Regions from separate parts of the Mus musculus genome. Here region 1 is linked to region 2. The links are chromatin loops, found by intact Hi-C in ENCODE. Cell type or tissue: left cerebral cortex. All regions are shown on one strand. Links, peaks and the distances in the headings refer to the core of each region. The heading gives the core; the rest is flanking DNA. Region 1 overlaps Gm34477 (a long non-coding RNA gene). Region 2 has its middle 12 kb from the start of Gm34535.

Region 1 (16,876 bases), core at 5,926-13,925, 76 kb before region 2:
AAAGATGTCAGGAGAGACTGGAGCATCCCTGAGAGGATGATTGCTACAGGGTCTGGGGGAGGAGAGGTAGCCATACACGTGAGCTGAATATTGATTTCATAGATGATTCCATTTTTAAAAAGCACATTTTTCATAGTTCTAATTATGTTTAGTCTGTATTTTCAGGGAAGCCAACTTCTGAGCTTTTGTGATGATTTTAATTTCTAGAAACAAGCAGAAGTTATGTCTTGACAATTGAGGTGAGTGATGTGCCTCTGCGTCAAAAACCAGATGTGACAATATTGTGATGGCGCTGATGTTTTCTTCACCAGGGAGAAGAGCTGTACAGCTCAGCCCCAGAGAGGAATTTGCAAAGATGCTTGAACATTGCCCATGTGAGGACTGGGAGGTGGGACACTTGAAGATGAAGCATGAGACTGTGAGGAAAACAAGGGCTTTGCGAGTTAGCTCTGAAGCCTAATGGTAACATTATGTGCTGCCTCTTTGGAGAGCATTTGGTATGTTTTATTTGAGGGGGATCAGTGCCCATGTTATAGATTTCATTTGTAGTAAGTGACTAACGTCGGCTTGGAAAGAGATGTTTAGGCTAGCATGCTGGGTCTGTGGCCCATGGTTGGGGCTTCTACATTGCTGCTTCCATGTTTCCTATTGCAAAGGGCAAAGCTCAAGCTTTGAAAGTCAGCTTCTAGCCTCCAAGTGGGCAATAAACGGAAGAGAATCATATTGCTATGGAGTGTGGAGATCCAGATTCGGTGCTTTCTGGTGGTTTTTGACTACATATATGTAGTCAAAGAATTATTTTTTAACACTCATGAAACAAAGATGTCACACGGATAAGATATGACTGTCTGAAGTCCAAACATTTATCAGTGTTGATTCTATTTTGCTGGATCTATTAAAATGGAGACTCATTCAAAACTTTATTAAGTTAATTGGCAGAAAGTTCCAGATTGGGATGGCATCTCAACAAAATCTAGTACAAACCATACATATATTTACATATATATCACATATATATTTTATATATATCACAGAGGAAGAGAAAATGGATATACTCCTAGAAGATATATCTGATCTAGATAGTCTAACTTGAAACAATAAAATATTAATAATGATAAGGTATATAGATGCATGTTTTCTCATGGTTATAGCCTTTAATAGAGGAATTTTGTCAGTAACTAGGTTCACTTATTAACACTAATTTAAATAATGGTAGCAATGTTGATAGAAACATCAAGTACAAGATTAAATGATATATGATACAACTATCATAGTATTATTTGATTATATAAAACTAGTGCCAGAGATGTACATGCAGGAGACAATTTTAATAGCTATAAATATTATTGAAGCTTACAGGCCTACAAGCAAAAGATATCAAATCCAAAACAGTATGTGAGCAGTTTAGGTTTCTTGGTAAATCATCTGGCATTGACTAGTGGAGCAGGCTAACTGTTTAAAGAGTGTTCTTAGATACTGGACTGAAGGAGAGAGAGAGGGAAGGGGAGGAGGGAGGGAGAGAGAGGTTGTTGAGGGCAAGGAGACAGCCCACACTTCCAAAGGAAATCGTTTATAGCTGGATTGCTGGTGATTTTACAGAAGGGGAGAGTTCCAAAGCCAGGGCAGGCGTGTTTCTCCAGCAGGCAGAGTTATGGGGTCAGTCTGCAAGCCATAAAGCTCTGAGGTTTGTGAAAAGCTCTATATGGGCCTCAATAAACAACAATGATCAGGTTAACCTCTTGCTTCTGAGATACTCCTGCCTTCCGGGCTGCAGCTGGTTCTGGTCGTGAATATGGCCAAAGGCATCCCTGATTGAGCCTGTCCTTTTGCAGAGTGGATGCAGAGCTACCAAATGACATAAGGTGACCTCAGGATCGAAGGTCTTGATGAGTATGGTTGTGAGACTATAGTGTGAAGGTATTTTACATTACCCGCTATCCCTTCAGCCGAACAAAAAGAAAGCACCCCTCTGTAGAGTGTTTATTTTGTTTAAAGTCCCTCTGATGAGCTCCTGGGCTCCGTAGTTATATAACAAAGTAGTGGCGTAATATATGAGGGCAGTGAGGTGGGAGTTGAACATACCTGTATTTGCAGCCATAATGAGAGCTCAGAGGTAACAAGGGGGGTGATTTGGATAATAATTAATAACCTGAGTTGCAAGCACAACTGGATCCGCATGCAAATGCTGTGACCCTGCGGTGGAGCCTCTTGAAGAAGAAGGTGCTTTATTGCCTCTGTCAGGCATTCCCTTCTCAGCTGTGATTCCTCACAGCCTTGGTGGTTTGCATACTGCAGCTAAACATTAGGCCATAATGAATGACAACTCAGCCACTCTGCACACTGCAGAGAGAAGCTGCCATAATTGGCTCCCCCATCGCCTTCCCATCCCCCTCTGCGAAGGCAAGCAGGCACCAAGCAGACACTGCCACACTGATGCAGAGGGACTGAGAATCCCACATGCTGTGAGGGTGCCCAGGGAGTGTGCCCGTGATGGGTTCACATGCATCCCAGAGACATCCCAGAGGCACAGCCCTTCCTTCCTGCTCTCCTCTGACTCAGGGAACAGAGCATGAGAGTGTCCTGGGTCGGTGAGCCAGCTCACCAGACTTCTTCGCTGTGTTATGTCCAGGTTCAAGAGAAGAGCCACAAGAATGGTTAGAGCAAAATAACTGAACAAATTTGATTTTATCCCCTGTGAGATATAGCTAGGGTTTTTTTTTTGTTTTGTTTTGTTATTTTTGGGATTTTGGGGGGGTGTTGTTTGGTTGGTTTTTTATTTTTTTTTCTCTCGTCAAACTAAGTGCCACGACCTCTGTTCTAGATTTCTCTTTCCACAAGATATACAACCTGGATAGCTGAGTAACAGGGAGCTGAGTTGCAAATTGTCATGCTAGCCGTGATGACTGCACATAAGACCAAATATTAGCTGTAACTATTTTATCAAACTTAAAATCAAGCTGTTAGTTGTCTGTTCAGTTGCTACAACAAAGTGACCTGACAGCAGTAACTCGAGAGAGGAAGTGTTTATTTTAGATCACTGCTCCTGGGGTCAGTGAGTCAGGATAGGGAAGTCAGCTGGTCCAGTCTGATCTGCACTCAAGGAGCAGAGAGCAGTGAATGACTCTGCCCTTTCATTATTTTTCCATCTGGTCAGGCAGCTAGGGTATGCCTTTCCTTAATTAGTCAGATCTAGAAAACCCCTCATTGATATACCCAGAGATTTGTCTCCGAGGCAATTCTAGATCCTGTCAAATTGACGATCAACTTAAACTATCAAGCCATGTAAATTTAAAAAAAAAAATCATCTTGTATCAGTCTACTATTCAAAGGCCCACGTGTAAAACTTTCTTATGTTACGACAAGTCCTACTTTCTGTATTCTGAATTACTTACTAAACAATAGCCTACCCGTGAGGCTTCGATGTTTGCATTTCATTATAAACCAAAGTAACTAGCAAAAAACTAGAAACTCTGGTAATGAACAATGTTAGCCTGAGGGGATTTTTTAATGTTGAGTGGAAGGTAAGATGCTCAGAGACAGAACAATTGCCTTCTGGGAGAAGTTTCTTATCTGTTCTGTGCAGCTACTAGAAATTCGGCTGGGATTCTCATTTGATTGCCTTGTTTTGGATAGTCTTATGTGTGATGGTCCTTTCTCTTCATAATTCATGAATAGTGTGAATGATTTGAAAACAAACCGATAGCAAGAACTTATATAGACACTTATAGCTAGCTGCCCGGCACAGCTGTTGAGACAAAAGGCTCCTGAGAGAGATTCCCGAGTTCACTTAAGTATTGTAGATTACTAATGAAAAAGGTAATCTAATTAAGATTACTAATGAAAAAGATAAGAAGATAATCTCAGTTCTCTCAGAATAAGCATGACCATTGGACAGCCAGGTGATAGGAAGAGAAGACTTGTGTCAGAGAGCTGGCAGAGGCAAAGGGAGAGATGGTTTGCCATTCAGTTGACTGTCAACTTTCTATATAGTTGGTCTGAAGGTTTCTCCCCTCTTCACTCTTCCTGTGGAAGCCTCACTTGCTTGGAAATTAGAAATGTATTTAAATAAATTGTTATCTTTTGCCCATTTTGAATATAGATATTGACAAGGGATTAGGTTTATCTAAGGAGATACGCATGGGCATCTTCCAGTGAAACCTTCCAGATAAGATCCTACAAGGCAAGGCAAAGCTTGAGCCTCTTTGCAATGTTTTCTGTCTCTTCTCCTCAGGTGAAAAATAACTGGGATGACTGGAGATACACCAGGCCTGTGTGACACAGACAGAGTCATCCTGAGGGACAGAAGCCAATGCCGGCTGCCAGGAAGATCAGAAGTAAAGCACCAGATGTCCTTGGACTTTGTGCGACCACGCCCACCCACCCCCATCCCCCACAAAGCCTTCAACGTGCTTTTACAGGAAAGAATAATCTTCAGCTTGTTTAAATATCTTTGTCAAGTCTGTTTTCACAGATAAACACAATCCTTTACAAACACCAAAATCAAGACTTTCATTTTTATCCCTACACTGAGATGAAAGATCATTGAGAGATTTTTTTTTCAACACATGAATAACAGGACTCAATTTACATATTTAAGAATCCAATTGCCAGATGAGGAATGGGTTGAAAGAGGATAAGAGAAAACTAAGAAGTCAATTAAAAACATGATGCCTTGGTTCCAACTAGAAATAAATAGAGTTTGTAGCAGCATCAGTAGGAATAGTGAAATGGAGCCAAATTCAAAACATTGTTTTGGTTTTTTTTCTTTTTTAAAGAGAAACACTTTAAGTTATATATGATGTGTTGTTTAGCCATCAGAATCCTTGTTGGAGTTTTATTCCAACCTTCATAGAACATAGTAGAAGCCCAGTAAAGAAGAGGGCATAGCAGAAGTTAGCTGCAGTTTTTCAAGATCTTTATCAGATATCACAAGACACAAGCAGACTAACAATGAGTAAAGAAGCCAAAAAAAGAAAAAAAAATAGCAGAATATGGGAGACATTTTCCCCCAGTACAATGTTTTTCAACCTTCCTCATTTCCTAATGCTGTGACCCTTGAATACAGTTCCTCAAGATGTGGTCATTCCCCAACCATAAACTAATTTTTGTTGCTACTTCATAGGTGTAAGTTTGCTACTGTTATAAATGGTAATATAAATACCTGATATGCAGGGTATCTGACATGTGACCCCTGTGAAAGGGCCACTTGATCCCCTCCCCCCAAAGGGTCATGACCCACAGGTTGAGAACCATTGTCTCAGCAGCATCTCCTGCTCTCAGTGGGTAGGAAGGCAAAGTTGAAGCCCTGATTGGACCGAGAAGAGCCAAGTGAGCACACGTCCTTTTGGATTCTATACCAACCGCCAAAGAGCAGACACAACAATGCCTAACTATGTAGCATGACCCAGGGAAATGCCAAACTTCCTTAAACCTTTTTAAAATTTATTTTTAAAAGTTGTCACATATGTATGTACTATATGTTGAGCATAGACCTCTTTCTCCCCTCTTTGTTTCCCTCTCCCTCTTCTGTCTGTCCTTTTGCCATCCTTTAGATAAAGTTATTTCTGCTTTCAGGCCACATACACATATTTGATTTTCTGCATCAATAAAGGGACCACAAACGGAACTATGACTCACTTTTGTTTGGGCCAACAGCAGATTCTGAAGGCTGGCTAAACCACATACAGAGAAAAATGTCATCCTAAGTTCAAATTATTTCTGTGAATTTTCTTTTCAAACAGTACTCACATGGCTCTTAATTGAAGCATGCCTGAGCCCATGTGATAGAAAAAAAGAATAAAGGGATCGCAGGCAGCCATAGACTTCTAGAAGAAAAGGCCATTCTGTAAACTGAGAAGGGTGTTCTCCAGGGAGGATATGTGCACTTTTAAATGTGTGTTTGGCTTATAATCTGCCCCCAACACCCGATAATTTAGAAACATTAACAGTGGTGAAGGATGAATATAAATTTCTTACGTGAGATTGAAATTTTAGAATGCTTCTCAAAACTGGTAGGACAAGCTAACTACTATACATCAGAAGGACACATGTCAAATTTGAACATCATCATCAAGAAACTTTCTGGAAAATGTTTAATCAGCTTACAAAGTAATAGATTTCAACGTCGGGTTTTCATACATATTTCATTTTCATTGATTGCACCTCTGCTCTCTTGTCATCCCTCTGCCCTGGTTCCCTGCCATATCTTTTCACCCTCCTTTATCTATATTTATTTCTACCTGGATACGTTTATTTAACAATTAGATGATAAGATCTTCATGTGAGAGAAAACATATAGTGCTTCTCGTTCTGAGCCTTTTATAACATTTTCCACTTTCACCTATTCTACTGAAATTTTCATAATTTTCATTTTTCTTTACAGCTAAATATAATTCCGTCTATGCATGAATGTCATGATTAATCAACGTTTTCACTGACGTGTATATAACACTGGACAAATAACTGTGAAGTACAGTGTTCTCTCAACTGCTCAAAAGTATTTCCCAAACCTGACCAGAGGGCCATCATCAGCAAAGTCTAAAACATAGGAATCATGCAGAAATCGCTTCTGTGTGTGATGCCTAACACTAGACGTCTATAATAAAAGAGAATTCAGCCTGTCATACATGTTTTAGGTAAGATGCAAATCAAAAAGGAAAACTTGCTGGAAGTTGGAAACCATGAATGCTGATGAAAGTGTAATATATGAAACTTACAAAGCTGGATGGCTCTATGGGTGAGGATGCTTGCCAATAAGTCTGACAACCTGAGTTCAGTCCTTAAATCCACATGATAGGGTCCTCTGACCTTCATATGTGTGTCATGGTGCATGTCCACAGGCACATATACATCCAAAATAATAAATAAATGTCATTTTAGGAATAGTGGATGCAGCCAAATATATGACTAGAAGTAAATGCATAGCCTTAAATGTATTAATAGATGATTAAAAGCTTCAAGTCAAAGAACCAATTATACAGCTGCAAGGTCTTGTTATTCCCATGGCATAGGAGGAAAAAAAATAGAACACAAAACCAGAAATTGATGAATCGAAAATCACATACACAGCATAGCACCAACAAAACCAAAAATGCAACTGTTGAAAAACTAATGAAATTAATTATCCCTGGAAAAATTGATCAAAAGAGAAAAAGACAGAGAAAGAGCCCTTATAAACCATGGAGAACAGACATTGTCAGATATACATTACACCCACAAAGTACTAGTACAACTTTTCAATTTGAAATTTTCAATTAAAATCATCTATTCATGGAAAAAATGCAAGCTACCCAAAGACAATAAAAACAGAACATCTGAATTCCAGCTTGTAAATCCAAACCTCCTGCAATGCAATCACCAAGCCCAGATGGCCATAACAACTCATCCCAACCACTCCAAGAAGAAAAGATGCCAGTATAAATACGCCCCAGTACAGAGAAACAAGTTTCTACTTCATTTTGTAAACATATAATCTGGACTTTAAAAAACCATCCAAGTCATTTTAAGAAAAGGAATTTATTGGTCCATCTTTCTCTAGAATATCTTTCTCTTGAAGAATGCGATACATATACAAATATTAAATATTACTTTAAAGTAGCAACAACAGGTGACTCACACCTTAGACACTGGGAACCCAACAGTAGCTCCATTGTTGAACCTGGGAGCCTCTGGAGAAGTCCTACAGTGGCTGTCTCATACTGGAAAAGCCAGTGACTTAGTAGTTGCTCAATCTACAAGGTTGCGAACCTTGGCAGTCCCAATTTGACACCAGAACCACAAAAGTTCCTGGAGATCTCTGGGTCCTTAGTCCACAATGGAAGCCTAGAGGCACTGATTCTGATATCAGGGAAGGAATGGGCAGCAGCAGCAATAGGGAGCAATAAATCAACGTGGAGGCTAGTGGGGAGACCAACGAGACAAGAAATGGTCCTCTGCCATGCCCTTTCATTGGACTGCTACCAGTAGGTGCAGTCACCACCAGGGTGAGTCTTCCTTCCCACATCAGTTAAGGCAACCAGGACAGTTTTTCAGTTGAGGGTCTCTGAGGGAGTGATTCTTATTCATGACAAGAGAACATAAAAACTAACCATAACAGATGTTAGAAACATCTCAAAACAACCCACCTCCACTTCTGTCCACAGAGAGGCCTCACTGCCTTCCTTGGTTGACTCCACCAAAATACATTGATGCTTTCAGTTGAATCATCTTTCCCTCTTGAGCCCCAAAAGTAGTTAGACAGACAGACAGACAGACAGACAGACAGACAGACAGACAGACAGATAGATAGATGATAGATAGATGGATGGATGGATAGATAGATAGATAGATAGATAGATAGATAGATAGATAGATAGATAGATAGAGCAGGCTGTATAGAGCATTAGTGAACGATGTTTCTCTCTCTCTCTCTCTCTCTCTCTCTCTCTCTCTCTCTCTCTCTCTCTCTCTCTCTCTCCCTCCTCTCTCTCCTGGAGTCATTTTAAGTAACATAAATATTTTTAAGATATGGGCTTATACTCTGGGGAGATAGATCGGTCAATACAAGGTTTATATAGCAAACACTAGAGTCTGAGTTCTGTTCTCCAGCACCCATGTAGTTCTGTTCTCCACACCCAAGAGCTACAAGTGGGAGTGAGAGCTGGTAAGCACTAGAGAGGCAGAGCCAGAGCTCCCTAGCCAAATCAGTGAGCTTCAAGTCCAGTGAGTGACCCTGACACAAAATAAGTGGCTGAGATTGATCGAGGAAGATCCTGATTATAGCCTCTACATGCATATGCATACACACAGACATGTATACATAGGTATGCACACACAGAGAGAAGAGAAGTGCACATGGGGTGAAGACTGTGGGATACAACTATGAACAAATGATTGCAAGCAAATTGGGAAGAAAGAAGGTGAAGGCATACATAGAAGCAATGAGAGAAAAGACTTTGTGGGTGGCTGGAGCATTGTGACTCACACATACTGGAACAAGGGATTCCTTGTGGCTCTGGGGGCAGGAGATATAAAGCACTGGGGGGATGAGCATGAGTATGCAGTGGTTCCCACATGGCTGGAGAAGAGTGAAAATGACTTTAGAAAGGAGAGAACCAGGCATCGTGGCTCACAGGGGTGAGATGAGCTGTGGACAGAACAGGTGTGCTAGTGAGGACTCCACAGTCTCAACCTATGACTCCCGGGGGGTTACACTTCTTTCTTTGCAGAGCAACTGCAGAAATGCTTCTGAGGCTTCCTGTGGGATACCACCGTGATACAGCTGCTGTGGAAGCTTGTCAGATGCCTGTCTGCAAAACTTCCTCAGAATCTCAGCTTCTCAGTCTGACAGACAAGACAGACTGACAGACTGACAGACTGACAGACAAGAGGAGATGGTTCTGTGGGCAAAGCACTTACTGTTTAAGTCAAAGGGGCTGACCTTGGATTCCCAGAACCCCTGTAAAGCTGGACACAGTGGTGAGCATATCTAATTCCGTTGCTCCTGTAGCAAATGGGCAGAGATGCTGAGAATCCTTGGAAGTCATGGGCTGGCTAGCCTGGCACACATGGTGGTAAACAAAAACCCTGTCTCAGGCAAGGTAGAAGGCAGGCTCCAGCACTTGAAATTCTACTCTGACCTTAATACACAGGCTACAACACACACACACATACACACACACACACATACACACACACACACACACACACACACACACACACTTAAATATATAAACACACAGAGAGAGATTTTTTAAACTTTTCTATTGAAAAAAATGTTTGTGCAGTATTTTTTGATTATGTTTTCCCTCTCTGCAATCCCTCTCAGATCTTACCCACCCAACTTTTATGTTCTTTTTCTGAAGAAAGATATTTTTAAAAGAAATATGGGAAGCTGGGGAAAACCCACTTTGGGAGGAAGAAATAACAGTACATTTGTTTTTTATGCAAACAAAGTAGCTAAAAATAATTGTCGCCTATCAGGTTAGTTTTCAAGGGCTTGAAGGTGAAGGTGAGAGAGGCTAAACTCAGCTGTCAACTTCTGCTCCACAGAGCTGAAGTCGTGATATCCACGGATGCACATCTCATCTGTCTGCCCTAGGGAACAGCCTGCTTCAAAACTCACTCACTCAGCAAAATTCAGTCCCTTATGGTTGGTGGACTTCTTTATTTCCTGCCTTTTGAAATGGCTACTTCAAATCCTGTAGGCATGGTGAATCATGGTGAAGGACCCAGGTCCCATTCATTCTTCAAACCCTTTCTGTAGAGAATGTGTAGTTCTCTCTCTCTCTCTCTCTCTCTCTCTCTCTCTCTCTCTCTCTCTCTCTCTCTCTCTCTCTCTCTCTCTCTCTCTCTCCCTCTCCCTCTCCCTCTCCCTCTCCCTCTCCCTCTCTCCCTCCCTTCCCACTCTCTCTCTGTCTCATTAATTAATTTATTTATTTACTTTACATCTCAACTGAAGTTTCCCCTTCTTCTCAGACAAAGGGGAGGTCTCCTATAGCTGTCACCTGTCTTGGCATATCTAGTTGCAGTGGGACTAGGCATCTCTTCTATTGTGGCTAGACAAGGCAGCCCAGTTAGGGGAAAGGAATCCAAAGACAGGAAACAGAGTCAGAGACAGCCCCTATCCCTGCTCTTCAAGGTCCCACATGAAGACCAAGCTGCACATCTGTTACCTATGTGTAGGGGGCCTCCTAAGTGGGTCTTGTGCATGCTCTCTGGTTGCTGGTTCAGTCTCGGTGGACCCCTATGGGCCCAGGTTAGTTGATTTTGTAGGGTTTTTTTGTGGTGTTCTTGACCTCTCTGGCTCCTCAATACTTCCTCTCCCGTCTTCCATGAGATTCCCTGAGCTCTGGCTAATGTTCAGCTCTGGGTCTCTACTTCTGTTTCCATCAGCTGCTGAAGTCTCACAGATGACAGTTATGCCAGGTTCCTGTCTGCAAGTACAGCAGAGTGTCATTAATAGTGTCAGAGGTGGGCTCTCTCCCATGAGATGGGTCTCAAATTTGGCCAGTCATTGTTTGACCAGAGAATAGAGTCTTAATAGAGGGATTACTGATTAGAGTAGACCCACTCTCATTTATTTTAATTCTACCAATCTAAGATCTTAATTATATCTTTAAAACTAAAATGAAGATACTTCAGTTGAAAAGTGATCTAATAGGTAGAGAGAGAGAGAGAGAGAGAGAGAGAGAGAGAGAGAGAGAGAGAGAGAGAGAGAGAGAGAGAGATAAACTATTTGGTTGGGACCTTACCATTTCTCTGATAATTGTATCAGTCACAGACGGGCAGTAATATAGCCAAATATATAGATAAGATATAAATGCAGACAAGTACCTGCCATCCTCTGGTTTCTACATATTTGGGATGCCACTGCTTTTTCTCATCCCCTTATTTTTAGCCTATATGTATCTCTTAAAAGTATAAGCAGCTTAACTTAAATTCTACCCATACAGATACCAGACACACTGGGTTTCTCTACTGATGGTTTTCTTCTGTTTCCATTTGAGGTAAATACTGACAATAATACCTTGTTACTTCTATTTCAAATTTTCTCTGGCTGGTTGCTTCTTTCTCTTCTGTTTTCTTTATGATAGAGTATTTTTATAGTGTTTCTATTGGTATGTATTTATCTATTTCTTCCTAATGTGGATATACAAGGTTTTTTTTTTTCTTGGTAGAAAAGACACAAACCTATCATAGAGTGATCATACTTGTAGTGGTCTATATCAATCTGATAGGTTAAATGACTATGCAAAAAATCTATACTGCATTTGTTCCCGTATTTTATATGATTAATGTCACAATTCAAATCTTTCATGAATTGGATGCCAATGATTATTATACATATGGTTATTGTTTAATGCTCTTGTCATCAATTTTCAGTGAGATATACCTCTGATACTGTGTTGGAGCATTATAAATCATGCTTCATTTTTACTTTGCAGTGAGTTTTATGTTTTATAAGCCTCCATGTTGATAGTTAGCATCCTTCCAGCTCAAACCAAATAGCTTGCTTTCTCATGGTTCCTAGGTCTAGTAGAAATGAATGTCCACAGATTTTGGTTGTCTGAGAACATCATTATCTCTCCTTCATTTGTGGAGGAAGTCTTGTAGGGGGTAGTATTTTCATTAGCACATTAACTTATTACCCCACTGTCTCCAGATCTGGGGACCCCTATGACATTGTTTCTTTAAATGCACTCTTGTCTCTCTTTGCTCCTTTTAAGACTGTCATAATGGATCTATGCATTATACTTATATGCTAGTTTCTTACAAAATAAAGTCCATGCTTACCTTATCTACTTAGTGATTTCCTGGAAGCCACATCAGCTTTTTATAAGAAAAAAACTAATTCTTTTTTATTGTTTCTTATTTTAGTTTCCTGGTTTTTAGTTTCATGATACCTGTTGTGGATGCTGCTAAGCATTACCATCTGCCTATGAGTTTGACAACTTATAGAAAATGTCCAAATTTCTTGGACAACTTACCCAAACTACCAAAATGCATTTCTGTACTGATAAAAATAGCCATATGTCTATTAAATTAGTTGATAGTGCTAGTAATTCCTTCCCACAAAGGAAGCTCCAGCTAACAATGACTACATTGTAGGCTCTAGCAAACAGTTAAGAATAACCTGTTACTAAATTTGTACAAATACTTTTAGAAAGTAAAGGCTGGCCATGCTTCTCAACCCACTTTATAGTGCCAAAAGAAACCTAATTTAAAAATTATTAGAAAATAAACCAGAAAAGCCAGGACCATTTCAACATGAAGAAAAACATTTTAGAACTTTAATGGGAAACTACAATATACTCTCTAGAATAACTCCAGTTAAACAAGAAACAATAATGGTCCAACAACTGGAGGCTTCTTGTGGTCCTGATCAGAATTTTGAAAGTTGCAACCTCTTTGGAAAACATTTTGCTGGTTTCTTACAAAACAAAGCCCATGCTTACCATAGGGATGCACCAATTCCTCTCTTTGGTAAGAGCCGTCTAAGTGCAACATAAATAAGCAGTCCCATATACAATGAGAGAATCCTGAGTATTAAAAAATGACATCTTGAATATGGATTAGAGCGTGAGAGTTACAAAACTCTGATGATAGCCATAAGAATAACCATCTATGATCTCATGAAAATGAAACTATAAACCAGAGAAAGCTGATCTGAAGTGACAGAAAGCCAAGCTGTGACAAAGCTGTGTCAAGGGGCAGAGTGACTGCTGTACAGGGTCACCAAGCCTTTTTGAGATGACAGGAATATTTTGCATACAAGCTAGGGGCAGGTAACAGCTACATGTTCCTTAGGCTTTTACTCTTGCTCTTGTGTTAGTGAGCTAACTCTGAGACAAGATTTTCAGTTGAGAAACTCTCATTGTTATCTGTAGCTTTATGTTTCACTTTTATTGTCATTTGTTACCGTGTGTTTTAACTTGATTAAGACCCATTTACCTACCCATGTGTCCACAAGGGACCTTACTTTCATAAACTCCCAACTTTTATTCTGTATTTCTTCTTGTCATAGGAAACTTTAGAATGCCAGTCACCTAGACAGAATCTCTCAGCTCACCCTAGAAGCCTCACTCTTCCTAATAGCCAACTGGTTGCTAAGCCCTATTCATTCTACCTACTATATTTTATACAATCTGCCTTTTTTTCTGGTATGACTCAAACTGAATATAAGATGAAGCCTATTTCCCATTGTTCCTTTGAGAAGAGGGAACTCTAACACGCTCACTTCTGTGTACTCTGATTATTGACTAGAAGGAACAATAATCAACAGAAACTATCAGATAGTTGAGTTCAGAGTCTCAGACATCAGAGAAGGAAACACAATGGAGATGAAGCATGGGTTTGAGCTCCCTTGAGATATAAGGTGGCTTAATTCGTGATGGTTTGAGGACTTACTGGTGACCATAGGAGCCCACAAGCTTCTATTTCTCAGTAGGGAAGATTTACTGCTAATATCAGGAATTTGAGAAAAAGAATTTGAGCTCTGAAAGAGCTGTGTTGGAGAACTGAGATGGGGGAATGAGAAGGGATTTTATGGCACAGCTCTAGAAATGGCATGAAAGGGAATCATGAGAACTGGATGGGAGGGGCCAACTCCCACCAAAGGACTTGAGATGTATTTCAGTGGCTGTCCTGGAAGGAGAGAGACAAAAGGCTGAACATGCTTCTGTCCCTGATAACCCTGGAGTTCAGACAGCATGAAATGGGAGGCCACAAGAGCAGAGTGAAAATGTGAAACAGAAGCAAGATTGAAAACCTGTGAGAAGATGAAGGCTGATGGGAAGATAGAAACCCAGAGAGGCACTGACAGGTAAGAGTCATAGTCAAGCATACAATGACCTATAACTTGGAGGCACTGACTGTAATTTCAGAAATGACAACAAGACCACTGAATTGCCTCCAGATCGTAAGTGGCTCAGGGGTTGCCAAGACCTTTTACTAAATATCCAGGTCATTTTTTTAAAGACTGAAATGACAGGAGCAAATAGTCATGTCTTGAGGAAAGGAAAAGTTGTAAGCCAGAGGGTCACTAAAGAAGGCAGTGAAATGGCTGATCTATGAGTTGAGGGGAAGACTCTTTTATTGTAGAGAAGAGAGAAAGAATATTCATAGGCAAGAGTCCAGAGCAGAGAGATAAAGAAGCAGACTGGACATGGCCAGGGCTATCTGTGAGTGAAGCCAGACTAGCAAAAGAGCGAATCCCCAGAATAGTCTGGCCAGCAGGAGAAACCTTGTCATTACATAGAGAACAAAGAGCTGGAGCTGCTGTCTAAGGGGAGGACTGCTCCTGAGCAGCCACTGCCTGGGAATTAGTCTAGTGGGGAGGAGAGAGGGAGGTGAAGAGGGTCAGGAGGATCCTGTGAGCTCTGAAACGTATGACAAGTAAGTGTGGGCGTGTGTACACATGAGTGTGAGTGTGTGTGCACATGCATGTATAGGGACTAAAAGGACTTACATGGGCTTGATATGCAGCCCCAGCTATATCCAGGAAAAGTACCCCTTTCTGGAAGATAGACCTCCCCCCATTTTGCAGGTTCCTGAGAAATGGTAATTGTAGGCTTTTAGCAATCCTTCTAGAGTCCAGCTTGAGCTGAGCCAGGACTGTCATTTCTAGACGTAGGAACTGCCTTTTGGAGTCTGGTGAGTTGCAGTTGCCTCTGGACCTCACAATGGTATGTTAAGAAGGGCCTGGTGGTACAAGTCTTTATTCCCTGAAGAGACCTCTGGGGGCTAAGTTCTAGGCCAGTAGGGGTAAATATATAAGACCCTGACCAGTAAATAAATAAATAAATAAATAAATAAATAAATAAATAAATAAATAAATAAATAGCAATAGTAGAGAATGTGTTAATTTGAGAGGATTAGAATTTTCCAGGACACTGATAAGTGGATATTAGCCCAGAAATTTAGGATACCCAAGATATAAGATACAATTTGCTAAACGCATGAAACTCAAGAAGAACGAAGACCAAAGTGTGGACACTTTGCCCCTTCCTAGAAATGGAAACAAAACACCCATGGAAGGAGTTACAGAGACAAAATTTGGAGCTGTGACAAAAGGATGGACCATCTAGTGATTGCCATACCCAGGGATCCATCCCATAATCAGCTTCCAAACACTGACACCATTGCATACACTAGCAAGATTTTGCTGTAAGGACCCAGATATAGCTGTCTCTTGTGAGACTATGCCGGGGCCTAGCAAACACAGAAGTGGATGCTCACAGTCAGCTATTGGATGGGTCACACGGCCCCCAATGGAGGAGCTAGGAAAAGTATCCAAGGAGCTAAAGGGAACTGCAACCCTATATGTGGAACAACAATATGAACTAAGCAGTACCCCGGAGCTCTTGTCTCTAGCCGCATATGTATCAAAAGATGGCCTAGTCAGCCATCACTGGAAAGAGGGGCCCTTTGGACTTGCAAACTTTATATACCCCAGTACAGGGGAAAGCCAGGGCCAAAAAGGGGGAGTGGTTGGGTAGGGGATTGGGGGGGTGTGGGTATGGGTGACTTTTGGGATAACATCGGAAATGTAAATGAAGAAAATACCTAATTTTTAAAAAATCCAAAAAAAAAAAGAAAAAAAGAATTTTCCAGGAAATCTAATAGAGCTAGAAGACAGACACTGCTCCAGGGCTTGGTGTGGATGCTGGCTGTGGGTAGATGCTGGCTGTGAGTGTAGTGGCTACAACATGGGTAAAGCACCCAGGATTGGCCCTGGAGACCTAGACTTGACTGAGGGGGCAGTGAGAGACTGGAGAAACTTATTCCTATATGTTTAGAAATCAGAAGGCCGGGAGAGTGTGGTGTGTGTGTGTGTGTGTGTGTGTGTGTGTGTGAGAGAGAGAGAGAGAGAGAGAGAGAGAGAGAGAGAGAGAGAGAGAGAGAGAGAGAGATGTAGGAAGTATTTAATGGACTGAGATTTTCAGCCTAGAACTTTTGAAATTCCTTTTCTTACAGAATCAGGCAGGAAATGAGATCAGAAAAAGATATTTCTTGTTCCCTTAAAAATAAAAAAAATTAAAAAAACAAGTACTTGCAAGGAAGTCTCTAGAGAAGCAGAGTCATTTTTACCTGTGACAACTTCACCTTGACAGTGTTTCTAGGGTCACTGGGGACATGAACTTCCTGCCATTCACATAGGTCACACTTGCCTGGAAAAGAATGCAATTAGTGTCCTTTATTGATGGGCTCACTGGCTCACACTGAAACACAAATGTGGTCTCTGTGACCTTTGTCAGCTCCTATGTCTAAATGCTAATGAAATAGGACTTGAGATTTGAGCTGTATTTTTTGTTTAATTAAATTTGTTTTTGCTGGTTTTTCTTACTTCTTATTTTTCTTACTTATTTTTTTAATCATAAGTAGAGGTCAGGAAGAT
Region 2 (16,876 bases), core at 5,542-13,541:
AGTGGATAATAATAATAATAATAACAGCTGAAGACATTATTTGCTTTACAGTGACAATTGATAGAAAATAGATTTTAAAAAAAAAAGAGAGAGAGAAGATATAAAAGACATCCTTTCTGACCATTAATTTTTGGGTTAACAGTTTCCCATAACTTCTTTTCATTGCACTAGATACATGGAAATGTTGGTAACATATTTGGAGTGGGACAAAAGTTTTCCAGGGAAAGACCAGAATTGTTCCTTCATCCCCTTATGCATCTGATTGCAAATGTTTCTTTTTATCCTCTAGGTTTACTTAAATGTAAAGGCAAAACCACTGTATCACTGAGCTGCATTCTTAAAACTCTGTCATATCAACAATCTCATGAATTACCCCTGTGGCGCTTTGAGACTCATAACTTGAGGTCTGAATGAGAAATGGCCCTGAAGGCTTTTGAACACTTGGTTCCCCAGTTGGTGATACTGTTTGGGACAGTTGTAGAACATGTAGAAGGTCAAGCCTTGCAGGAGGAAGTGGGTAACTGGGGACAGGCCTTGAGGGTTTATAGTCTGGGCCGACTTTCTGTTTCCCTTCTCTGTTTCTTTTGTGTAGGTGAAACTGTGATTATCTCCCTCCCTGTTCCTGTTGTCATGCCTTCCTTGTTACTTCAGATGACATCCCTCTGGATGCAGAAGACAAAATTAACCCTTTCTTCCCTCAGTTGCTTTTGGTCAGACTAGTTTATCACAGCAGGGAAAAAAAAAAGAGTGACGAAGACAATGACCATCTATGGATTTTACAAATAGGAGAAACAGCAGCTGAAGTTTTGCGTGGTCAGGTCCTTCCCAGGCAAAGCTCCCTCAGGTTCTCCAGGGTTCTCTCTAAGATAGAAAACACCAAAACTGTCTGTCAGAGCTCCCATTAGTTAGTTACCTTTCTATTGCTGTGATAAAATAGTGGCTGAGGCAACATATAAAAGGATTGGCTTATTTGGAGGTAAGGGCCCAGAGAGAGCAAAGTTCACCACCATCACAATGGATGTGGTGGCTTGAGTGAGCATGCCCCTCCCCTTAGTCTCTGGCTGAGTACTTGGTCCCCAGTTAGTGGTGCTATTTGGGAAGACTTAGGGGGTATGATGGTTTGTATATCCTTGGACCAGGGAGTGGCACCATTTGGAGGAGTGGCCTTGTTGGAATAGGTATGACCTGGTTGGAATGGGTGTGTCACTGTGGGTGTGGGTATAAGATCCTCACCCTAGTTGCCTGGAAGTCAGTCTTCCACTAGCAGCCTTTGGATGAAGACATAGAACTCTCAGCTCCTCCTGCACCATGCCTGCCTGGATACTGCCATGCTCCCACCTTGATGATAATGGACTGAATCTCTGAACCTGTAAGCCAGCCCCAATTAAATGTTGTTTTTTATAAGACTTGCCTTGGTCATGGTGTCTGTTCACAGCAGTAAAACCCTAAGACAGGAGGTATGGCCTTTCCAGAAGACTTAAGTCACTGGGGGTCTGGGGGGGGATGGACTTTGAGGCTTAAAGATCCTACCATTTCAAGTATTTCTAGTTTACTGTTTCTGCTTCCTGCTTGTGGTTCTCAGATGTGATCTCTCAGATACCATGAAGGAACTCTTCCTTCTACAAATTGTCTTGGGCATGGATTTATAGCAACAGAAATAGTAACTAGCACAGAGCCAAGGCCTGGTGTAGCTTTGCTATGCCTCGTTCCTCCCAGCTCTCCTCTGTGTTCCTTCTACTCTCATTCTGCCCCGGGGATGGGACTGAGTAGCAAAGGACTACAAATGTGGTAACTTAAAAAACCACTGACTGAGAAGTTATTTCTCCACTGGCGAAATGAGCCAATTCAAGCCAGATTAGATTAGATTAAAGGCAAATTCACTGGCCCCAAGGAAGGAGGACAGGGAAGTTGCCATGGGAAGAGAAAAAGGAGTGAAGAAAAAGAAAGTGTGTAAGCAAAGTGGGAGAAGGCAAAAGAGAGAGAAGGAGAGACGTGGAGAGCAGAATGTCTAGATGATGTAGGGAAGAGCCGCTGGGGGAAGAGGGGCACGGCCTCTGGGCTGTAAAGCTCTTAGTTGTGGGCAGCGTGTGCCAGGTAGGAACTGAGGGATGCTGGGAGAACCTGGAGGTCAGGTCTCCTTTGGTGTGTAAAATATGCATAAGCATCACCACCCCTTGTCCTGGGGTCTGAAACCAAACAGATTTTCTCTCAGTTATGGAGTTAAGAACTGGGTTCTCCATTGAGAACTTAAAAAAAAATGCTCGTTGACTGAAAAAGCAGGAAGTGTGGTAGGAGTGTGGTAGATTCCTGTGGGTATGTGCTGTCTGGAGGTACTGAGGAAGACTGTCTTTCCAAGATTATTCAGGTTATCTGAAGAACTCACTTCCTTAGACTCACACTCTTAGTTCCTTATTGAATGTTGATTGAGGAACCACTATGTCCCTAGAGGCTGTTGTGAGGTCCTGCTTTTCCATGGCCACCTCACTGGAAAACCAGTAGTAACATGTGAAATGCTTCTTCTTTTTTTATTTTTTATTTTTTTTTGGTTTTCGAGACAGGGTTTCTCTGTGTAGCCCTGGCTGTCCTGGAACTCACTCTGTAGACCAGGCTGGCCCCGAACTCAGAAATCTGCCTGCCTCTGCCTCCCAAGTGCTGGGATTAAAGGCATGTGCAACCACCATCCAGCACGTAAAATGCTTCTTATCCCACAAACCTCTCTCCCTTTTCTACCAGCCAGAAGGAGACTACTTCTAAAGAGCTTGCATCATTAATTCAGGACCATTTGACCTGTCCAACATCCAGTGAGTTAAGACTTTAATCACTTCGGTGAAATCCTTCAACCCAGCACTAAGCATTGGTGTGAGACTGAATAACTGGGGTCTGGGAGTCAGGGTGATGGAGATGTTTGTCTGCTGCTCACCAAAGGAGTAAAGATGACCTGTGATAATAGAAACCAGGGAGCCCTTTGTCTTAGATTTGTCTATGGTTCCTCTAGTTGGTGTCTGTGGTTCATTTAGACCAGAGGTATGAGACTAGTTACACACACAGCATTTCATAAACTTAAAAATCACTTTGAGTTCATCATCTCAGCCCCAAACCACACTTCCATTAAAGGGTAGCATTTCATCCTTAGTCATTGCCTGCCCTGGGCCTCCTTGTCCACGAAGATAAACCCAGTGACTCACCTGGACCCACAATTGCTGTTTCATGCTCACAGGAGCAGGTGGTCAGAAATGACTGTAGCAACAATGCATGGGACCACTGAGAAGTGACCTTGCTCTCTGTGGTACCCTCTGTGGACAACGGGAAAGCCCATTAGCCCCAGAGGCTCCTGGTAAAAAAGGTTATCAAGGACAACAAAGATATTAAAACTAGAAGTAAACACTTCAAAAAAGTAATAAAAATAAGAAGAAACACCCCCCCCCCCAGAAAAAAAGGAACCTACTGGAACTAAAACATACACAAGAAGAAATCTTAGAGCTAGTAGAATTCACAGTATAGACACCAGAGAACAAGACACAAATTTGTCAATCTAGGCTACAGAAATTGGGAGCTCCAAAGTTAAGTTAGCGAAAGAAACTTGGGGTACTAGAGTAAATCACAGAGCCCATTTTGAAGAAATGACTTCCTAGATTTTGAAAAGTTAGTAAGGGATGGAATATCACAAGATACTGAAGTCACTATATTCTACAAGTTTGGAAAAATTCTTGTGTGAACATTTATACTCTTCTCTGGAAGCTGGTGGCTTGAAAGGGATTCCACTACTTTTCAGTAACAACCAGAAGTAAGAGTCACGGAGACAAAAATGGTGCGGTTTCTGGAGGGAAATTAAATGTCACTGTGAACAATGAGACCTCATGTGACATTCAAATTTTCTTGTTGTCTTCTTTGTAAAGCCTACTGCTACAGATGGAATGTTGCTTTTTTAAAAAGAATCATATATTGAATTCCTAAACCCAATGTGATAATATTAGAAGGAGGAGGCTTTGAGCCTCAGAAGGAGAGATGAGGCAAGGTCTAATCTCAAGTCAATAGAACTGCTCGAGAGCCTGACGTTCCCTTGACAACACTAGGGCCCTTCTAAGACAGGAAGGCTGGAGCACAGCCTCTCCCCTTTCCATGTAACATTGCAGCAGGAAAGTGGCCATTTGTTCTCTAGACAGTGAGATTAGATCAAGTTGCCACAAAGTTATGATCTGTAAGCTTAAGTACTGCTAAACCATCATTGATATCAATATTGTTTTCAAATTCAAACAACCTCATTATACTGGAATCTGATTCCTCTGAAGAGGTCTTGCCAGCCCCAACACCTCAGGGTTTCCTGAGAAAAGAAGTCAATGGGTATGAAGTAAGCAATAGATGGGGCCAAATCTGTTTTATCTTTGGGGATTCTTCTGTCTATAACTCTGCCATTCTAAGGTCAAAGGCTCTGGCTTCTGGTAATTAGCGCCCGCTGTTAGCACCTGAGGGTTAAGATTAGTTACTTTGGTTCTTTTCTCTTTGACTCTGTCCTCTTACTGGCCAAGGGAGAGACTTGGAGTTTCTTAATTCTTTGTTGGGGGGAGGGGGGCAGAGAAAAGAAGAAAGGAGGGTGGAAGGTAGGGAGGAAGAGAGAGAGAGAGAGAGAGAGAGAGAGAGAGAGAGAGAGAGAGAGAGAGAGGAAGGACAAACATACTAGATGAAGCTGAAGAAAACTGCACCCTTCTGTTATTATCTTCCTTAGTTCCCAGGATTATTGATCTCATGGTTTTGCAAGCATCTTTACATTTCATAATCTCATAACAAGTCTAAGACAAAAATAAAATGACAGAGTTACAGCAGAAGTGTTTAAATGTCTCTCCACTAAGACTAGTACCTGACTAAACTTTCATTATCTATCTTCTAGACCTATAAGTTCACTATAAGTTTAAAGCAATAATTTTTATGTCACAGTGGTTTTGTCAATAGACAAATCATCTACCTAGTGTCTTATTATTTTGAAGTTTTGTATAGATAAACCAGTCAATATTTTATTTTTTGTTCTTGTACCAATAAATGTCCATTTCCAGATTATAACCTTTAGTTACCAGATAATGGTTTCACATCTAACCTAGAAGGAATGTTTTCACTGAACATAAATTTGCGCCAAGCCTGCCTCCTTATCCTAGTGCAATTAGCCTATGACACATGAAGGTTTACAGAACCCTATTTGCAGCTTTTAGAGGTCTTACTTGTTTAAGATTAGAATTTTTTTTTCAAGACAGGGTTTCTCTGTATAGCCCTGGCTGTCCTGGAACTCACTTTGTAGACCAGGCTGGCCTCGAACTCAGAAATCCACCTGCCTCTGCCTCCCGAGTGCTGGGATTAAAGGTGTGCAGCACCATGCCCGGCTAAGATTAAAAATTTTATAAAATCTTTATTAAGAATTATGAAATAATAAATATGTCTACACAATATTACTACATGAGAGTACATCTTCACATTAATCTATGAAAATTCTGCCCAATAGGGGGATAATGCGCAGGAATCCTAAGGCTATCTAATTGTGACAGGAAAAGACATATCAGCAGCAAGAAGCAATCCTAGGATGAAGTCTCTTGAGACCTTGCTTCCTAGCTCACCCATCTAAAGCCATGCAAAAGGGTAGGCCATCTCAAGAAAAGTCACTTGCATGCCTTTAGTTTTTCCTAGATGGCTTCTGACAAGGTCTTACTTACCTGGACCAAAGGTTACAGCAGGATCAGAAGTTAAAGTATTTCCTAGCAAATTTCAAGGACAGCACCTTAATCACATCTGAACTACTTTCTAACTTGGCAAGAAACAAAATTCTAAGTTTTAATTTGCAAGTAGGCTATGTGCTGTGGGCCTAGTTTTAAATTGTTTTGTCTCAAAGTTGAGCATGTAGAGGAGGGACCAGTCTGTGAAGATGACAGCCTGTCCTGGAGTGAAGTGTTGCTACTGAAAAGCCATTAATGTAATACTCAAACAACTATGGTTGTTCAACGATAAAGATGTGTGGGGCAAACCATTGCTACCCTAGAAGCAGAGGGGATTTTGACTATCTAATCTCTGAAGCTTCTTGGAATATTCCTACCAATGGGGCATTTCCCATGGGGAAGGATAATTCAGTTTTTCTCTAACTTCCTGATTTAAAGAGAACTAAAATCATTTGCTCTTCCTCTGTCTCTAACAACTCTCTGGCCTCCTGGTATGTATTGTGACTTGACATTTTCCTTCCATCTTCTTACTGGTACATCAATGAAGCATGCCTACTCCTCTGGTTACTGCTAACTGCACAAATAGCTGGCCAGGCATCACGTGATCCATCCTCTGTCTTTGTCAGGGCAATTCACTTATAAGAGACAACATATGAGGAATGAAGAGGGCACCTCCAAGAAAAGGAACAAGGTTTAATCCTAAGGAAAATGAAATAATATCCACAGTTTATGTTTAAAGGAATTCAACTAGGGCTCCAAGAGTTTCAATCTCACCCTACTTTATGCTTCTCAGTTTATGAAGCAATACTCACCTTCTGTTCAGTCATAGTGAATGTTGTTAGCTACGAAATAAAAAGGCAAGTAGAATGTGGCATGCTTTCCCTGATATTTGCAGTATTCGCAAAAGGAGAGGAGGATGTGGAGGTAGTTAAGAATGGGAGAAGAAGGTATGAAAAGATTTCTAATATGGTAAATACTACCCATTGTCCCAGAGAAAAGGACATGCCCCAAGTCCCATGTGCAAGACCCAAAGCCAGAATAAGAAGAGCTACTTTCTCTAGCTGTGGCCAGCCATACCTGGGACTGGACTGGGTACCAGGAGTGGAAAATGCAGCCTCTGTGTGGAAAAGTGAATCCAGCTCCATGTGGAAAGAGTGTTTCAATCACTTATTCAGTTTCAAGCCAGGTTTTTGTCTCGTTATAGAATGAACTGCAGGTTCTCGTGCTGCATATTACACAGGGCTGCCATTCCCACCTCTGACATAGCTTCAGCAGCTGGGGTCTACAGGAAGATTCAAAGCAAAGGAATCAAAGCTGGGTCATTCATTTGGATTGTTTTTAAGATGTGTGAGTTGTAGGCTACAAATAGAAGCCGAAGAAAGTATCTGTCAAAACAGACCTGAATTGTATGCACTTCTCCCTGGTTACCATTTTGCCTTCTAATCTAACTACTCTGAAACTCAGTTCCCACTTACAAAATAGAGACAATTTCATCTTCAGAGAATAACCTGTCACCCCTTACATACCTCACTCCTCTGGAAATGAGTTTCACCATTTGATTATGACGTTAGCAGAATAAGTATTTCACATGGATGTACATAAGAGTGTTGGTAGATGAAAGGTTATCTTGAGGAACAAAGGAGAATAATGGGAAGGAGAGAGAAGAGAGAAGGAAAGGGGGTGTGGTCAGAATACAGTATATACTTGTATATACTTGTATGAAAATGTCCTTATGAAACACACTATTCTACAGAATACGTGCCAATAGAAAAAAAAAGTGTTCGTTCTTGTTTGGGAGTTTTGTTTCTAGCTTCAGGTTTGCAACCATTCCATTCCAAATTCAACCTGCAGAGGAGGAAAGACTCTGAAGGCTTCAAGTTCCTAATATCCCTATTATCCCTCAGAATAATAATAAAAAAATGTCTCATAGCACTGACCAAAGTATGCCCTGACATTTCTGTAGATGACACAGATGAGGGGCTTAGAATGCCTAAAGAGGAGAAAGAAAACAAAGGGAGGGGAATGGACAAAGAAGATGGAGTTCTGTAAAGCAAATGAAAGTGGGTATTGTTGCCTGTCTTGTGGGTTAATTAAAAAAAATATTTATATGCCCCAGTACAGTACAGGGGAACGCCAGGGCCAAAAAGTGGGAATGGGTGTGTAGGGGAATGGGTGGGAGGGGGGTATGGGGGACTTTTGGGATAGCATTGGAGATGTAATTGAGGAAAATACGTAATAAAAATATTTAAAAAAAAGAATGAAAGGAAAAAAACTATTATCCATTTATCTATCTATCCATCCATTATACATCCCTCTACCTATAAAATGTATTTCATATATATTGCAGAATAACATATGGACATATATTTTTATGTACAATATTTATAATATTATAGACATGAGTATCTAGCAAAAGTATTCATTAAACAAATGGTAGTTCCTACATTTTATCATTATTACCAAGATGGCTGTGAACATGTACAAATGATCATGTCCTTAGAGACGGATTTGTGTATATTCCACATTGCTAGTTAATGTCAGCTCTCCCTCTGCTTCCCTCATCTTTCCTCATTGTAGTTAATCTTCAGCAGAGAACACATAATCTACCTCTCATATCCTCTAACTCTGGGAGCCAACTACTAGGGCTTATACAGCAGCCTCTGGGACTATTCCCATGTGAAACCATATTTTACTTCGGGTATCCTATCTGAGCTGCTATTATTACATTTTTCAGTCAAGACAGATAGCTAGCTCTTCCCCTCCTTTCAGTTTGGGGTTTTGGTGACTGAGATGCAATCAGACCTAGAGTGAGTACTTAGTCCATCAAACTGTCAACAATGCCTCCACAAGAGCTGCAACCAGACAAAATATTACGCCAATAACGGTATGTAAAAAGAAGGGCTCTCTTTATTGGTAACATCTGGCATGTTTTGTCAGAACATTCTAACCATGTGGCCAGGCAAGTATTTACTCTGATAAATGAGCACCAACGTAACTGTGGGTACACACAGGGGCTCCCCAGTCCCCACAAGAGTCGTTCCAGCCTTCCATCCAGTAGCTTTCTTCAAGACGTTTTGTCTTTTTTCTATAATTTCAACCACATGCCTTTCCAGGTTGGGAGCTGCCTACCTCCCAACAAAACCTTTTCTGTTTCTGACAGAAAACCCAAGCTTGGACAGTGGGATCAGGAGTCTACTTCTTTATAAGCATAGTTCTGCCTAATAGCAATGCCTATTGTACCTCACCCTCCAACCAAACTCCCTCAGACTTTGGGACGGAAACTGCCTCCCTCCACATCCTCTTCCTGGAGATTGTGCCGCAGGAACAGGTAAGTTTTAGAGAGTCTCGATTTTCTCTGCCACCACTGGCTGAAAATCATAGATTTATTTGTTTTCAAAGGATTCATTTTAATGATTAGCTGAAGGCTCCACTGTAGGGACGCAGGGTGAAAGCAGTGAAGTGTGTGTCCGCTGCTTTAAAAACAGCATAGAGACAAAGGGGGAAAGAAACGACTAGAGCCAGGGTGCATTTTCAAGGAACAGTTCAGATACAATAGAAGAGTGGATTGGTTAATGAGTTAGAGAATATAAAATAATTATGAATATGAGATAATTTAAGGATGTAGACTGGAGTTTTTAATTCATGGAAAAATATAGAAATGGAGCCTAGGAAGGTAATTCAGTGGATAAGAAGATCTGAGTTCGAATCCCCCAGCAGTCATGTAAAAAGCCCAGCATGGCTTCAGGTGCCCATTACCCAGCACTAGGGAGGGAAGTCAGACATCCTGCTCTGGCCTCTCCATGTATGCACACAGGCACATGCATTTGGATATTCCCATGTATGAACCATACACCACCACCACCACCACAACAACAACAACAAAAACGACACACACACACACCACACACACACACACACACACACACCACATACTTAAATGAAAATGAGAAAATGCCATTTATCAGACTGGAAGGGATAGAGGGGAAGCAAGTGGAAAGGGATAACAAGAGCTGAGGCCAGAGTCTGAGATGTCTCACAACACCGGAGATGGAATGGTGATGCCCAGGCAGCTGGACTGAGCAAAGCTCGGGTCACACTTAGAGTCAAGTGGTTTCTAGCTCATGAACCATGAGGCTGGAAGCTGTTACTTAACAAGTGGAAAAGGACACAATAGAGAAGGCTTGAGCGATGTGCTGTGGATTACTCTAGAGTTTAAAGACATATGAGAGTGAACCAGCAAGGGTTGGGGGAGGGGAGGCAGAACAATCTCCAGCAAAGCAGCCAGTACACCAGAAAACGAGGTGTGTGGCACTCAGAAAGCCAAACTGAACAAGGACAGTGACTGACCCTGTCAAGTGCCACCCTGGGAAGGACAGAGGAAGACTAGGAATGACATTGAACTTACGGTGTAGTTCTGGGGGTGTTTCCCTGAGGCACTTAAGTAAAGAAGTGTACACAAAAGCCTGAAGGGAGTGCGGGCTGTACTGGGACCAGGGACAACAATTCTGAGATTTGTATCATGGGCAACAGGAGACTCTGACTAGAGAAAGATGGCAGGTCAAGAGGACATGTTAACACCCTATCTTTTTTGGGTATGGGTAGAGTAAGCTAGAGAATGCTTGCACATGAATGGATATAACTAATGAAGAGGGAAACTGGGGTGCTAGAGCAGAGAGAAGAGAGAATTGGTGGAGATGTTATGGCTCTACTCTTTCATTCACTAAACAGCATTGCTATATTCTTGAGAATTTTGCACAAACGTACAATGAAATATGATTACATCTACCTCCTACTTCTGTCTTTTACTCTCCCCTTCTTCTTCCTCTGGCTAAAATTTCTGTGTAGGGGTATAAAGAATGCTTACCCATTCTCCTAAAGTTCCAATGACCAACTCAGACATGATTCCACTGAAGTTGGCTCTGAAGGTCAACAAGTTTGTTCCTTATAGAGAGCATAGGCAAAGAAATTAGAAAATGTGGGCACTCCTTCCTCAACCAGCCATACCTGAGAAGCTGCACTCAGCATAGATAAGGGCTTCCTTGTAACTACCTAACTGGGTCTCTTACTCTTAACTTTCCGTGTTTCTATATACTTTAGCAGTTCCAAAAGCCATGTGCAGAACTGCTAGGTGGTAGGGAGCAGCTGGATACTAAGGAAAATACATTGTACCCTACTTAACTCTTCTATGGAAAAGATGTGGTGTAAACCATCAACAAGCCCATCTGGGATATATATGGGATATATATGGGATGTGTGTGTGTGTGTGTGTGTGTGTGTGTGTGTGTGTGTGTGTGTGTGTGTGTGTGTGTATTTGTCTCTTTTCGGTTTATTGCATGAAGGAGTTACACTAGTCCAAATTAAAAGTGGACCCCAAGTGATCACCTTATACAAGCTGTGAGGTTTTTAAACTTGTGAAAAGGGACAGAAGGGAAATTCTACTCACTGCAAGGAAATCCTCACTTGAGCTTCAGAGAGTCACAAGCTCTTAAATCCCATGAGCCTTCAGCTGATCGTCCTCAGCCAGTCCAGTCTCTATCAGGAGCTGGCATATGTTCTTGTGCTGGTCACCCTGTAGCTGAATTACTTCTCCATATTCTGGATGCTCAATTACAGTACCATTGCAGGCAAATTTCTCCTTAAACACCTTCACTAGTTTCTTTTTATCGTAATCATCAGCGATCCCTTGGACAGTGGTAAGGCTCTTCCTGCTGTTTCTCTGTTGAATTCTTAGATGGATATAATCCTCAGTGCCAGCAGGAAACAGGTCATCACCCTTACTTGCATCAGCAAAGGGGTCGAAAGAGTGGAGGTTCTGGATAGCGGACATATGACACGATTCCTTTTCCTTGGTGGAAACGGCCTGCTGAAGGCGGCTGTGGGAGAAGGTGGGCAGGAGGGACTGAGCGACGGGAAGCAAGGGGGCTCGAGGGGGAGGCAGCTGAGTCCTCAGCAGAGGCTCAGGGAGTGGGGCTGGGATAATCATTTGCAAGAGGGCATAGCTGAATGCCCTAAGGAGACAATTGCTTAACTCAGAGGACTGTCACTCATATTTCCTCCCCGTTCCCTGGGTTTTTGTTGCGTTGTTGTTGTTGTTGTTTTGCTTTGAAAAGCCACTAAATCTGCTGTCCACATGTGCATGATATGAAGCCATCCCCTGGAACATGAGAATCCTACCAGGGGCCACATCTTCCAAAAAAAAAAAAACAACAACAACAGTGATTCCCATTCTATTAACTGCCAACTCCCAATGATTAACTATCAACTTCCAATGGCTCCTCAGTAAGGGGTTAGCCTGAAGATCATCTACCCTATCTATGCTGGGATTTGGGGCTGGCTTGATATTTTGTTAGCCTTGTGACAGAAACCACAGCTGCTGTGAGCTCATGAGTACACCTCCCATGCCATGTCCACAAGACAACATGTCACGCAGCACTCCTCTGCATCCTCTGGCTCTTAGATTCTTTCCACTTCCTCTCCCAAGATGCTCTCTGACCTTGCTGGGTGGAGAGTTTTGTTTTGTGGGGGTGGTATTGATATAGGTGTCCAGATTAGAGCAGAGTCTCTTATCCTCCACACTGGGACCACTTATGCATATCTCCATTGGCAAACTGAGCTTCTCTAAATGAGATTGAGAGTAGCCTGGGTCCATGCATATTAACATAAATATTTAGAAGGCAATTTGATAGTATGACCATTTAACAAAGTAGCAGTTCCTTTTTATATCCAAAAGTGCTTAAGTGAACACTTCTGGTGTTTGAAATTTAAAAAAAAAATGTAGAAACAGAAATTTATAAAATATATCTCATTCTCCCAACCAAACTACGGTCTATTAGATGTGTCCCAAATATTATAAATGGAAACAATATGTGATAAACTTCATAAAAGAGACACCATCGAATGCAGTAAGAGTTTTGTCTTAGGGTTTCTATTCCTGCACAAACATCATGACCAAAAAACAAGTTGGGGAGGAAAGGGTTTATTCAGCTTACACTTTCCACATTGCTGTTCATCACTGAAGGAAGTCAGGAATGGAACTCAAGCAGGTCAGGAAGCAGGAGCTGATGCAGAGGCCATGGAGGGATGTTTCTTACTGGCTTGCTTCCCCTGCCTTGCTCAGCTTGCTTTCTTATAGAACCCAAGTCTACCAGCCCAGAGATGGTCCCACCCACAAGGGGCTCTCCCCACCTTGATCACTAATTGAGAAAATGCCTTACAGCTGGATCTCATGGAGGCATTTCCTCACCTGAAGCTCCTTTCTCTGTGATAACTCCAGTTTGTGTCAAGCTGACACAAAACCAGCCAGTACAAGTTTTAAGGGGAAGAAAAAAACAGAGCCAAGCCTAATACCGTAAAGGGAGCATATGTGTTATTATATGAGGATTTCCCAGAGGAAGTCATGGTGTGACACAGGGGACATATGGCTGCCCTCCCTGGCATTCATATCACCTCATTACATGTGCCACTTCTTATTTGGTTTTTCTTTTACATTGATTTGGGTCAAAAAACGACAGACTTATTCAAGAAAAATCTGAGATTGGCATTATTATGTGAGCCATCCATTATTCACTAACCAAATCATAAAATCAAAGATTATAGATAGATGTGTATATATATATATATATATATATATATATATATATTGTTGCCAAGGACAGAACCCAAATCCAAAAATAGGGATTAGTTTCGGCCACAGAATGTGGGGCAAGGGTACTTCCTGAACCCATGTATTCATCAAATTGCAGCCTCAGCAACAGACATGGCAGACCAGTTAGACCCAGCAAGCAAGAAAAAACAAATAAGACACTACAATGATTCTCCTCAGCCAGGTACCGATGGAAGAGACTTAGAGCAGGCAAGGGTGTGTGCTTGCCACTCCCTTAACATGTGTGACCTTGCCAAGTCACCCAAACCATTCACCTTAGCTTGTACCTCCTCTGTGCCTCCACTCCACACAGATGCATCAGGCGCCTTGTCTCTGGTGACTATTTGGTCTGAGTCCCAAGGAGAACCCCCAATAAGTCAGAAGAAAGCCTTACCAATTTCAGATTACCATTTCTAGAACTGATGGTTCATTTAAAAATCGTATGAATGTGTGGTCATTGCCTCGAGAACAGGGCTTCATCAGCTGAACTACAAAGAAGGTCCCGTGTGCAAATTGCCTTTAAGATGGAAAGCAGCTCTTACAGAATGAGTAGAAATCCTTGGGCGTCGGTTACAATGCATAGATTAATCCTTCCTGTCTTGTTTCCTGAGTGTGTTTTCCTGTGTGAGAGGCGCCTGTATCTCAATGTTCTTCCTCACCTCACTGGGCATCACTTCCCTGCTTCTTGTCCAGGGATCCTTCAAAGTCTTAGCCAGCGCCAGCCTGTCCTGACTAGCTAGCCCTCTCCAAGTGAAGCTAATCGACTCCCTATTAGATAGTTGGTTTGGATTGTCAGCGGATGAAAGTTAGACTCACCATGGAAACATACTTCTGAATGGGTCGTTGACATATGTGTGTATCTCCAGAAACATTGACCTGCAGAGAGATCAACCATAGACATGGGCGATGCCAGCCCATGGGTTGACCTACCTCTGTTCTGTGACTGAAGTTGCAGCTTGACCAGCTGCCTCATGCTCCTGCCAGGATGATACCTGTTCCCCTGAACCGTAAATCAAAATAAGCCACTCCTTTCTTAAGTTGCTTTTGCCATAACCACAGGAACTGTAACTGATGCCCCATCTACCTCTAAAGCCCGCTCCTCACTCGTCTCCCCTCCAACTCCCAGGACGTTGCATAGAGAAGTACACTGGCCTCTTCCTTTTAGCTCTGGGTCCCACCTCCCAGATGATCAACAGTAATCATAAATGGTTTCTGTGGTCCTCACTATTTAGACCTCCTGCGAGACAGGCAGAGCCAGCATTTCTATTTTACAAATAAGAAAACAAAGCTCACGTGTGGTTAAATTGCTCATAAAACATGCCTACCGATAGAAAGTGATAGGAGCCTGGCTGGGTCCCAGCTCTTGTCTGTGTCCTGTGTGTTCTCTAGTACCCTGTGTTCCCCCTACAGAGCATTGCTGAGTGGACAGCTGTCTAAGATATGGATACAATACTTCTCAAAATACCTCCCAAAGCCAGGTAGCTCATCCCTGTAGCCTCAGTATTTGGGAGGCTGAGGCAGGAGGATTTTCATGAGCGTGGGGTAACATGTGCTACAAAGGGTCAGATCATCAAGAGCTACAGGCTCAAATCTTTTCTCAAAAAAAGAAGAAGAAGAAGAAGAAGAAGAAGAAGAAGAAGAAGAAGAAGAAGAAGAAGAAGAAGAAGAAGAAGAAGAAGAAGAAGAAAGAATCCTCCAGGTGTTAATTTCCTATAACTTCCCCCTTGTTATTTCTGCCAGTCTACTACTACAGAGTAATGCTTTTGGGTAAATGCAGCTTTCCCCCCAGGCATTCAGTTTAAGCTCTAAATATCCTAGGATATGGTTGGCACCTCTGAGGACCCCATAATAAATGTAACTAACTTAAACTCTGAAACCTAAAACACCTAGCTTATTCATATAAAGCCCTTTAATGTTGGTGTGAGTATGTACAGTTGCATTTAGTTGCATACACGTGTACATGTATGCATGCATGTACATTTGGAGGCCATAAGACAGACTCAGCTGTCCTTTCTCAAGTGCTATCTACTTCTATGTGTGTGGGGGGGTGGTGGCATAATCTCCCCCATAGGCATGGGAAATATCTGTCTTTCTCTCCCTGGCAATAGACTGTCACAACTAAGCAATTATGCCCAGGCCATTTCAACCTGTGTTCTGGTGGACCAAAGTTAGGACATTGTTCTTTCAAGTCAATCACTTTGCCAGCTTTAGATATTATACAGACTAGATCTTGGTCTATATAAATGGGAGTGTTAGATACATGGCAGAGTTACTGTAAAGAATTTTAAGAATATACATAAAATACTGGATACACACACACACACATATATATGTATATATATAATCAATAAGTCACACAAGTTTTAAAATATAAAGTTAAATGTGATATGGGAGGCTGAGAGTTCCTATTAAATTGTTCTGCCATTCAATAACTCTATAGGTAGAAGAATAGCTGCTCTGTTAATTAATTTTCATATTTATGAAACATTGTCATTATATTATCAACACTACCCTCACAAACAAACACAATAATGCACTATAAGTTGTTCCCAGAGCAAGTAATAATAATAAAAAAAAAAACCCAGCTAGATGATAGGTTCAGTTGTCACATCACTTCTGCCATAGGATGAGCCCCAGGCGTTCCCCTGTCCAGTATCTCTTGTTCCTTCTAAACAGCAGCATCATATGCTGATGGGATGTCTTCCCGATAAAATGGACCAAGATATCAGGAAAAGGAGAGCACTGAAGATGGAAAGAGAGGGGGTGGGGTAGCATTCAAGAGGTCACAGAAACCAAGTCTGTCGCTTCCACAATGAGGTACCCAGAGGATACCCTCCCAATTAGGAGGCCCACTCCTGGAAAGGTGGCCATTGCTCTCTGTCCTCCTTGAGACACTACACTAGCTCCCTTTGCCTCACCAAAAAGTACCCCTCCCTGCTCCTCAACACCCACATCCATCATGGACCAAGTCTCTTCCCACCATTTATTGACACTCATTTTCCCGTTCCCCATGTGTGCAAACGCAGTGTGGCCTTTCTGGCAAGTGGAAAGAGAAGAGGAATGTGCCGGGGCACCCTCATGCCAAGTGCTAGAATGCCCAGTACTGTGTATCACTGCACGTAATGACTTGAGAGAGAAAGAGACAGACAGACAGACAGACAGACAGACAGAAAGACAACAGATCATCTCAGGCAGAGGCAACAGAGAAGCAGCACCCATATACCACCCCCTCTCCCCGTTGCAACCTAAAAAAGGACAATCAGGTTGTCTTCATGTCCAGAGAGCAGAGGTCAGCTCCAGAACGAGGGAGGTCACTGTCGAAAATGGGCTTCAGGACCCAATTATGTCCCTCATGACATTGGTTTGCAGTGCAGAACCAATTTGAAAATGTGGCATGATCAGCAGTTTCGCCCCAGGAGAGTCCAGGACCAGAGGAAAGGGGTGTCATAAATCAAGCCTCAGTTGCCCTGAGTGGGAGCCCCGGGCTGGACTAGGCCAGGCGGCTGTGAGGCAGGATTGAGATGCATTGGCTGAGCTG

What was found. Hi-C counts contacts between places; a loop is a spot of excess contacts. Peaks named below come from ENCODE experiments on the same cell type or tissue, not always from the same donor. Only the 100,000 strongest peaks of a DNase experiment are listed, where the experiment ranks them.
Region 1: it touches region 2 in a loop (2.2-fold over the local background); 3 of 42 quality-filtered maps call a loop at or near these places.

Annotation. Positions count from the first base shown.
Region 1 is chr1:169,365,915-169,382,790 of GRCm38, forward strand. Gm34477 (a long non-coding RNA gene) reads left to right here. Exons shown (of 3, transcript XR_373695.1): 2 at 312-497; 3 at 4,232-4,369. Among named protein-coding and RNA genes, the nearest start is that of Gm34477, 9.8 kb to the left of the region's middle. In left cerebral cortex, for the core only: no CTCF peak of the experiment used is centred there; a DNase peak (open chromatin) is centred at 8,945.
Region 2 is chr1:169,442,347-169,459,222 of GRCm38, forward strand. It overlaps the pseudogene Gm5265. Among named protein-coding and RNA genes, the nearest start is that of Gm34535, 12 kb to the right of the region's middle. In left cerebral cortex, for the core only: no CTCF peak of the experiment used is centred there; no DNase peak of the experiment used is centred there.